Linked DNA regions of Homo sapiens: region 2 is linked to region 1. The links are chromatin contacts, found by Hi-C or POLR2A ChIA-PET in ENCODE. All regions are on one chromosome and are shown on one strand. The core of a region is the stretch at or near the end of the contact, and the rest is flanking DNA. Distances in the headings are between cores, read along the strand shown. Region 1 overlaps ATP6V0A2 (ATPase H+ transporting V0 subunit a2). Region 2 holds the start of EIF2B1 (eukaryotic translation initiation factor 2B subunit alpha).

What was found. A loop is a pair of places that touch in the nucleus more often than their neighbours do. ChIA-PET counts read pairs that join two places held with the same protein, here RNA polymerase II (POLR2A). Pooled maps may share reads with other maps.
Region 2: a loop to region 1 is called in a pooled map, with 2.3 times the contacts of the local background. The contact joins the promoter of EIF2B1 here to the enhancer-like site in region 1. A Hi-C loop is called at or near these places in 1 of 168 maps with a recorded cell type or tissue (chondrocyte), 1 of 37 single-sample maps with no recorded cell type and 3 of 50 pooled maps. POLR2A ChIA-PET finds 5 or more read pairs at or near these places in 3 of 52 experiments (activated B cell, activated naive CD4-positive, alpha-beta T cell and naive thymus-derived CD8-positive, alpha-beta T cell).

The regions. Positions count from the first base shown.
Region 1 is chr12:123,740,399-123,744,401 of GRCh38, reverse strand. ATP6V0A2 (ATPase H+ transporting V0 subunit a2) reads right to left here. Exons shown (of 20, transcript NM_012463.4): 10 at 467-617; 11 at 65-201. Among named protein-coding and RNA genes, the nearest start is that of DNAH10, 20 kb to the left of the region's middle. Within about 2 kb of position 2,026, at least 3 of the 41 ENCODE cell types and tissues checked have a DNase peak (open chromatin) inside an H3K27ac peak, as active enhancers do.
Region 2 is chr12:123,631,660-123,635,662 of GRCh38, reverse strand. EIF2B1 (eukaryotic translation initiation factor 2B subunit alpha) reads left to right here and starts at 1,977. Exons shown (of 9, transcript NM_001414.4): 1 at 1,977-2,118; 2 at 3,217-3,318. The coding sequence starts at 2,106. GTF2H3 (general transcription factor IIH subunit 3) reads right to left here and starts at 1,834. Exons shown (of 13, transcript NM_001516.5): 1 at 1,791-1,834. The coding sequence starts at 1,803. RefSeq lists an enhancer at 1,761-1,950.

The DNA of each region.
Region 1 (4,003 bases), core at 777-3,276:
TCTCTTTCGGTCACTGCTAATGCCACCTAACCAGATATATGAGCTGGAGTGTTTATATTTTTACCTCTTGTGACTGATTTAGTCTGGGATGATTTTCATTTAACACCAACAAGAGGGCAAATAAAAACATCACAAAGCCATGTCCGAAGTCTCCAAACATCACAGCAAATAAAAACGGGAAGGTGATGATGGTAAAGAGAGCTGCAGAAAAAAGGGAAAGAGATTTCTGATTCACAGCAAATATGGAAAACCTGAGTTCATTCAAACACAATGATACATAACAATCTTGACTTTCTCCAGAATTCACAAGATAGGATTGTGTGGTTACATTTAAAACCTTATACTTTTAAATAAGATAGCAAAAAAGTAATGGTCAGCCTCTCTTTCCAAATATCTATTCCATTCTTAGAGCAAGAATGCAACAATGCCATTGGAAATACGGGTATTTACAAATCAGACTTCCAACCTGGATTGACTTCTCTGTAGCTTCCGACTCCATAAGCATCCACGATGTTCTGAAATCCCTCGGTGAATTTGTTGGTGCGGATCCGAGTGGGGGGTGTTTCTTTTGTGGGGATTATATTCATGAATGAGGGGATTGTAGCACCACTCTCTCTCTTCCACATAAACAAGGAAAGATAAAAAATTACTATCCAAGAAGAAAATAACTATCCATATTCAACGAATCTGGGTTACTGCTTTGTTTTTTGGTTTTTTTTGGTGGTGTTGTTTTGTTTTGTTTTTTTTTGAGACGGAGTTTCACTCTTGTTGCCCAGGCTGGAGTGCAATGGTGTGATCTCGGCTCACCGCAACCTCTGCCTCCCAGGCTCAAGCGATTCCCCTGCCTCAGCCTCCCTAGTAGCTGGGATTACAGGCATATGCAACCATGCCCGTCTAATTTTGTATTTTTAGTAGAGACGGGGTTTCTCCATGTAGGTCAGGCTGGTCTCGAACTCCCGACCTCAGGTGATCCACCTGTCTCAGCCTCCCAATGTGCTGGGATTACAGGTGTGAGCACCGTGCCCAGCCTTGTGTTACTGCTTTGGCAACGCTGTGTGTGTGGCTTTGGTGCAGGATTAATCTCCACTCAACAGGGTCAAGAGCAGCCAGAGGGCCTGGAGGAAAAGTCCATCTGTGAGGAATCAGGGGGTGGCAAGGGCGGCACTTGGGGCCTGTGGCCTCCAAGAAGGAAGGGTGAGAGCAGGACTGAATGCGCCGGAAGTGAATGGGGGCTGGGGAATGCGGGGCACGTGGGTATGGAGTCGGCTCAGTCACTGACAGAAAACCGACACTGAGTACTTTATCTCTTAAAAACGGTGAAGAAAGAGGAAGTTTGAGACAACTGCAATATACTTAATAAAAAAATGAGAAAGGCAAGAATAAACCAAAATGTCAACATGAATTCTATTATGGCAGAATCATAAATATAACTTTATCCATCAGTGTTTGCAATTCTTCTGAAATGCATTATATTGATTTATAATGAAAACACTTTTAAAATAAGGTAAACAGGTTATTGACAGAATAGTAGATTTTCTGGTCAAAATAAGTCTTTTTTTTTTTTTAAAGAAGGAGTCTCGCTCTGTCACCCAGGCTGGAGTGCAGTGGTGTGATCTCGGCTCACTGCAACCTCTGCCTTCCAGGTTCAAGCGATTCTCGTGCCTCAGCCTCCCAAGTAGTTGGGATTACATTGCACACCACCACGCCTGGTTAGTTTTTGTATTTTTAGTAGAGACGGAGTTTCACCATGTTAGCCAGGCTGGTCTCGAACTCCTAACCTCAGGTGATCTGCCCACCTCGGCCTCCCAAAGTGCTGGGATTATAGGAGTGAGCCACTGCACCCGGCCAAAATGTGTCTCTTAAAACGTATGCATGTAATGGGGTTCTGGGGAAATTCTCGAGGGTGGCACAGCTTTGAACGTCCCCAAGTCCCCTTCAGAACAGAAAGTGCAACCAGCTAGCAAGACCTAAAGCCTACGGATGGCATTTACAGCCAAACCACGTCCCCACAGTCCCCAAAATACAAATGGGTGAGGAAACCACCAACAGCTACAAGACCTACCCAGCAGCCTCCAGAGCAGAGGATGCAAGTAAGCAATGTGGCCTCCAAGGGGCCTGGGCCAACAACACCAAAAATGGCCAGAAAGAACCTCCCTGGGAAAGCAGAGGAGGCCAAACCACAAAAAGCAGCTGGAACTGGGAAGAGTTCTGTCCAGTCCAAGAGTAGGCGACGGCACAGGGGCCATGGGCAGTGAAGTCTGCAGGGGTTGGGGCAGGGCAGCCCAGTCCCTAAACTCACGGCACTGACCTGCCAGGTCCTCCCCTGTTGAGCGGCCACACGCTGAGGAGAAACTGCTGGGAGTGAGATCAAAACTGAGCAGGACAGGAACGAAAGAGAAAAGACAGAGGAGTTCACAAGAGAGACACAGAGGACATCTCAGATCCAGGACCCGACGTGTTTGCATTCAGTACACAAAAAATAAAAAAAAGAAAAAACCATCAGTGAGGTTAGGATCGCTATCCTGAACCTGCCATCTTCTAAAAGTTCCTTGAGTACCATAAACATCTGCCAGAAAACTATTTTCATGTAAATATACATTTATATTGCTTGTGTAATAATATAGAATCTCCTTGAGCAGGACAGGCATGGTGGCTCATGCTTGTCATCCCAGCACTTTGGGAGGCTGAGACAGGAGGGTCACTTAAGCCCAGGAGTTCAAGACCAGACACCGTCTTTTGTAGAGACCCCATCTCTACAAAAAAATATAAATAACTAACTAAATAAATAAATAAATTAGCCAGGCATAGTAGTGCATGCCTGTAGTTCCAGCTACTCAGGAGGCTGAGACGAGACGGGAGGATTGCTTGAACCCAGGAGTTTGAGATTGCAGTGAGCTACGACCATTACCACTGTTCTCCAGCCTGGGAAACAGAGTGAGACCTTGTCTAAAAAATGAATTTCCTTGAGCAGCTAAGCATCTTCACCATGTTCCATAAATCTTTTTTTTTTTAAACCTCCGCCTCTGGGGTTCAAGGGAGTCCCGTGACTCAGCCTTCCAAGTAACTGGGATAACAGGCACGTGCCACCATGCCTGGCTAATTTTTTTTCTATTGTGTATTTTTTGTATTTTTTAGTAGAGACAGGGTCTCGCCATGTTGGCCAGGCTAGTCTCAAACTCCTGGACTCAAGTGATCCGCCCGCCTCAGCCTCCAGAGTGCTGGGATTACCAGCGTGAGTTACCGCATCCAGCCTCAAAAGTCTAATTTCATTTAAAAGTGAGCAAGAGGAGGGAGAAGCCCAATCTTACATAAGGTCATAAGAAGAAAAAAGCCAAGGAGTAGAATACCATCCCCACAGACAGTGAGAAGATGCCAGAAAGAATGTCCACAAAACAAATAAAACCATTGTAACTTACTGTTTCAAAAGGAGTTAAAAGAATTAAAAAAAAAATACAGGACAGGAAAAAGCACCAGGAATCAGATTTTAAAAGACTCAGAAATGAGGTAACAGAACTCAAGAAGGAATTAGGAAAAAAAGAAAGAAATTATTTCAGAAGTAAGACAAAACTAGAAGGAACACAAAAGTGAAGAACCCTTCCTCATACTGCCGTAAGAGAAACAGAAGGCGCGAAGAGGAGAAATCTTACAAATCAAAAAGAAGTAACGAAAGACAAAAAGGATTCAAAGGAAAGTGACAGATACTGAAGATAAGCAAAGAAGGTTCCACTGAAAGATGACAGGAGGTCCTAAAAGAAGAAAACCAAAGCAAGACAGTAGAGCAAATACCAAAAACTATAATTCAGGAGAACGTTTATGAAATTAACAAAACCACCACCAAAGACTATATATTGAAAGAACATACAGAAAGACCACGTTAAGAGACACATTCTGGGCCAGGCGCGATGGCTCACGCCTGTAATCCCAGCATTTTGGGAGGTAAAGGCAGGTGGATCACTTGAGGTCAGGAGTTCCAGACCAGCCTGGCCAACATTATGAAACCCCA
Region 2 (4,003 bases), core at 728-3,227, 110 kb after region 1:
GGCAGGAAGATTGCTTCAGCCCAGGAGTTTGAGACCAGCCTGGGCAAAACAGTGAGACCTTATCTCTACCTTTTTTTTTTTTTTTTTTTTGCGACGGAGACTTGCTCTGTCGCCCAAGCTGGAGTGCAGTGGCACGATCTTGGCTCACTGCAACCTCTGCCTCCTGGGTTCAAGCAATTTTCCTGCCTCAGCCTCCTGAGTAGCTGGGATTATAGGTGTGCGCCACCTTGTCCGGTTAATTTTTTTGTATTTTGAGCAGAGACGGGGTTTCACCATGTTGGCCAGGCTGGTCTCGAACTCCCGACCTCAAGTGATCCACCCACCTTGGCCTTCCAAAATGCTGGGATTACAGGCGTGAGCCACTGTGCCCAGCCACTTTTTTTCTTTTTTAATAGAAAAACAAAACAAAAAAATGTGTAAATCACACAACAAAGCACCTAGGACAGAAGCACTTAATACAACTGTGTCTGCCAGACAGAAAAAGCGTTGCCTGTAAAGAAAGGTGTGCATCTATACACATGCAATGACCCTGTGAATTTCCTTCTTTAGTTCGCTACCTCATTTGTAGACAGGAGCAATGCCAGGCCTGCCTCCCTCACAGGGTTGTGGTATGGTTTCACATCAATTAAGAGAGGATGGACAATTATTACAGTTCCTGAAAGGACTCCCCTATCTCTATTCTTGCTCCCCACAGTCCATTTTCCACACAACAGCCACAGTGATCTTTTAAAATTGCAAACCAGATCATAACACTTTCTGGCTTAAAACTCTACAATGTCTTTGTATTGCACCTAAAAATAAAGGCCAACTTCTCTATCACGGCCAATAAGGCCCTGCATGACCTGAAACTGGCTGGTTCTCTGATCTCATCCCTCTAGCCTCCTTTTAAATCTTCAAGACATCTGACTCTGTATGTGGTAGTTTAATGTATGAATGAGTCTCCCCACCATCCTCTACCCGCAAGCTCTCCATTTCTCCCTTCTCAGTGTAACTTGGTGGCTCAATCTGCCACAGGGCCCATGCACTTAAAGTGCACTTCCCCCAGAACTTCACATAATCATTCAAGTCGGTTTCAATATCCTGCACTTTTCCTAGGCCCCTATCTAAAACAGCTCCTCCTCAATCCTAGTCACAATGTACTATTGTAACTAGGACCGTACTGTTACATCATCTTCATAGCTCTTTTCATCCTTTGAAAAATAATTTATTTTTTAATTTTTTATTGACGAGGTCATGCCCTGTCGGCCATGCTGGGTGCAGTACTGCCATAATAGCTCACTGAAGCCTCGAATTCCTGGGCTCAAGTGATTCTCCCGCCTCAGCCTCCCGCGTAGCTGGGACCACAGACACGCGCTACCACGCCCGGCTAATATTTCATTTTTTTTGTAGAGATGGGGTCTGGCTGTGTTGCCCAGGCAGGTCTCGAACTCCCGGCTTCAAGCGATTCTCCCTCCTCGGCCTCCCAAAGTGCTGGGATTACAGGCCTAATCCACCGGGGTGCGACCCGGCCGAAATTATTTTTATTTATTGTCATCTGTTTCACCCAGTAGACTGTAACCTCCACTAAGGCCCCTGTCTGTCACGATCTCTGCTAAAATCCAGAAAATAATGCCTGTACACAGGAGGCGATCCAAAACTATTTACTGAATGAATGACTGAATGCCTTGGCTACTCCTCTAAAGACCAAACGGATTCTATCCAGCCCAAAAGACACATTCCATCTGGCCAGTCGTAGCCGGACCGAGACAGCCGAGCCCCGGAGTCGAAGTCCCGCCCTGCAGGGTCCTCACCGTCTGAAACCATGGCTGTCCCAGCACCTCAGCGCAGAGCAAGTGGTGGTCAGGGGAGCGTCTCAAATCCTGCGCAGCCCAACGTCCGGCGCCGCCAAGTGACGCACGAGGTGCTGTGACTCGTGCCAGCCCCCTAATCTGCGGAAGTGGAGTGCGGGGAGTGCGCCGGAAGAGGGGTACGGAAGTGCGCCGGAAGTGGGGTGCGGAGGTGTGCAGCGCGCTGTCAGACTGGCTCGCAGGCGGCGCGGCCGGCGGACCCGTTCGAGACAGCGCGGGCGGCTCGGGTCCCCTGGGGCTCCGCAGCAGGAGGACGCCATGGACGACAAGGGTAAATCAAGACAGGCCAGGGCTGCTAGGCTACAGCAGCGCCGTTCAGGGGTCCCCCCAACCTCTCACATCCAGGCTGAGCTCCCGAAGAGATTTCTTTTGAATTTCAGGCTGCTCCGCTGGTTGTGTTTCCAGAGTCACAACTAAATCCCTCGCGCTGCTCTTGTTTTCAGGGATGCGCCCTGGCAGTATCTGCAGGCATCCCTCCCACACATACGCTCCTTCCCAGTGCCAGTCTCCTTCCTGCCTTGTTGGATCTGTCATTAAAATTAGAATGAATAAGGCATATTTGATGTGCTCATCTAGTATGGTTATTAAGTGAAAAACAAGGGCAAACTAATACACTTTTCATGTAAAGAAATAAAGGGGAGTGGGTGGAACTCCATGTATAATATTTGTAACATATATGTGTATGTGAATAGACATGTATTAGCATAGACTGTCTGGAGGGGTGCAGGAGAAATTGGCAAGATGGTTGACTCTGGGATCCTCTCAGATTTTAGGACCAAAGAGGCTGAAGAGAGAATGACTTTTCATCATCATTTACTCGGGCTTAATTTTTAGGCCTTGCACACCAGTAGCTTTTTTTTTTTTTTTTTTGAGACGGAGTCTCGCTCTGTCACCCAGGCTGGAGTGCAGTGGCGCAGTCTCGGCTCACTGCAAGCTCCGCCTCCCGGGTTCACGCCATTCTCCTGCCTCAGCCTCCCAAGTAGCTGGGACTACAGGCGCCCGCCACTACGCCCGGCTAATTTTTTGTATTTTTAGTAGAGACGGGGTTTCACCGTTTTAGCCGGGATGGTCTCGATCTCCTGACCTCGTGATCCGCCCGCCTCGGACTCCCAAAGTGCTGGGATTACAGGCGTGAGCCACCGCGCCCGGCCACCAGTAGCTTTTTCAAAATAAAAAAGAGCTCTTGCAAACAGCAAAGTGGTATTTTCTCTATTCCCATCAACATTTATTGCATCCCTGAAACCAAATACCCTAAAAAGAAAGTATTTTTTAAATTGTTTGCTTCTTAAAGTCAACAGTCATTAACAAGCTCTCTTGCCTTATAGGCTGCTAAATGAATTAGGTGAATCACTTTTTTCCCTTTTTCCAGAGTTAATTGAATACTTTAAGTCTCAGATGAAAGAAGATCCTGACATGGCCTCAGCAGTGGCTGCCATCCGGACGTTGCTGGAGTTCTTGAAGAGAGATAAAGGTATATAGAGAGTCATCTGTTAACACTCTGGGACTTAGGATAGTCTTTTTTTTCTTTTCTTTTTTTTTTTTTTTAAAGAGACGGAGCCTCACTCTGTCACCCAGGCTGGAGTGCAGTGGCGAGATCTTGGCTCACTGCAACCTCCGCCTCCTGGGTTCAAGCAATTCTCCTGCCTTGGCCTCCTGAGTAGCTGGGATTATAGGTGTGCACCACCTTGTCCGGCTAATTTTTTTGTATTTTAGAGACAGGGTTTCACCATGTTACCCAGGCTGGTCTCGAACTCCTGAGCTTAGGCAATCTGCCCGCTTTGGCCTCCCAAAGTGCTAGGATTACAGGTGTGAGCCACTGTGCCCGGCCGTTTGTTTTTTTTGAGACAGAGTTTTGCTCTTGTCTCCCAGGCTGGAGTGCAATGGCACAATCTCGGCTCACTGCAACCTCTGCCTCTCAAGTTCAAGCGATTCTCCTGCCTCAGCCTTCTGAGTAGCTGGGATTACAGGCATGCACCACCACGCCTGGCAAAATTTTTTTTTTTTTTTTTGAGACGGAGTCTCGCTCTGTCACCCGGGCTGGAGTGCAGTGGTGCCATCTTGGCTCACTGCAGGCTCCGCTTCCCAGGTTCATGCCATTCTCCTGCCTCAGCCTCCAGGTAGCTGGGACTACAGGCGCCCGCCACCATGCCTAGCTA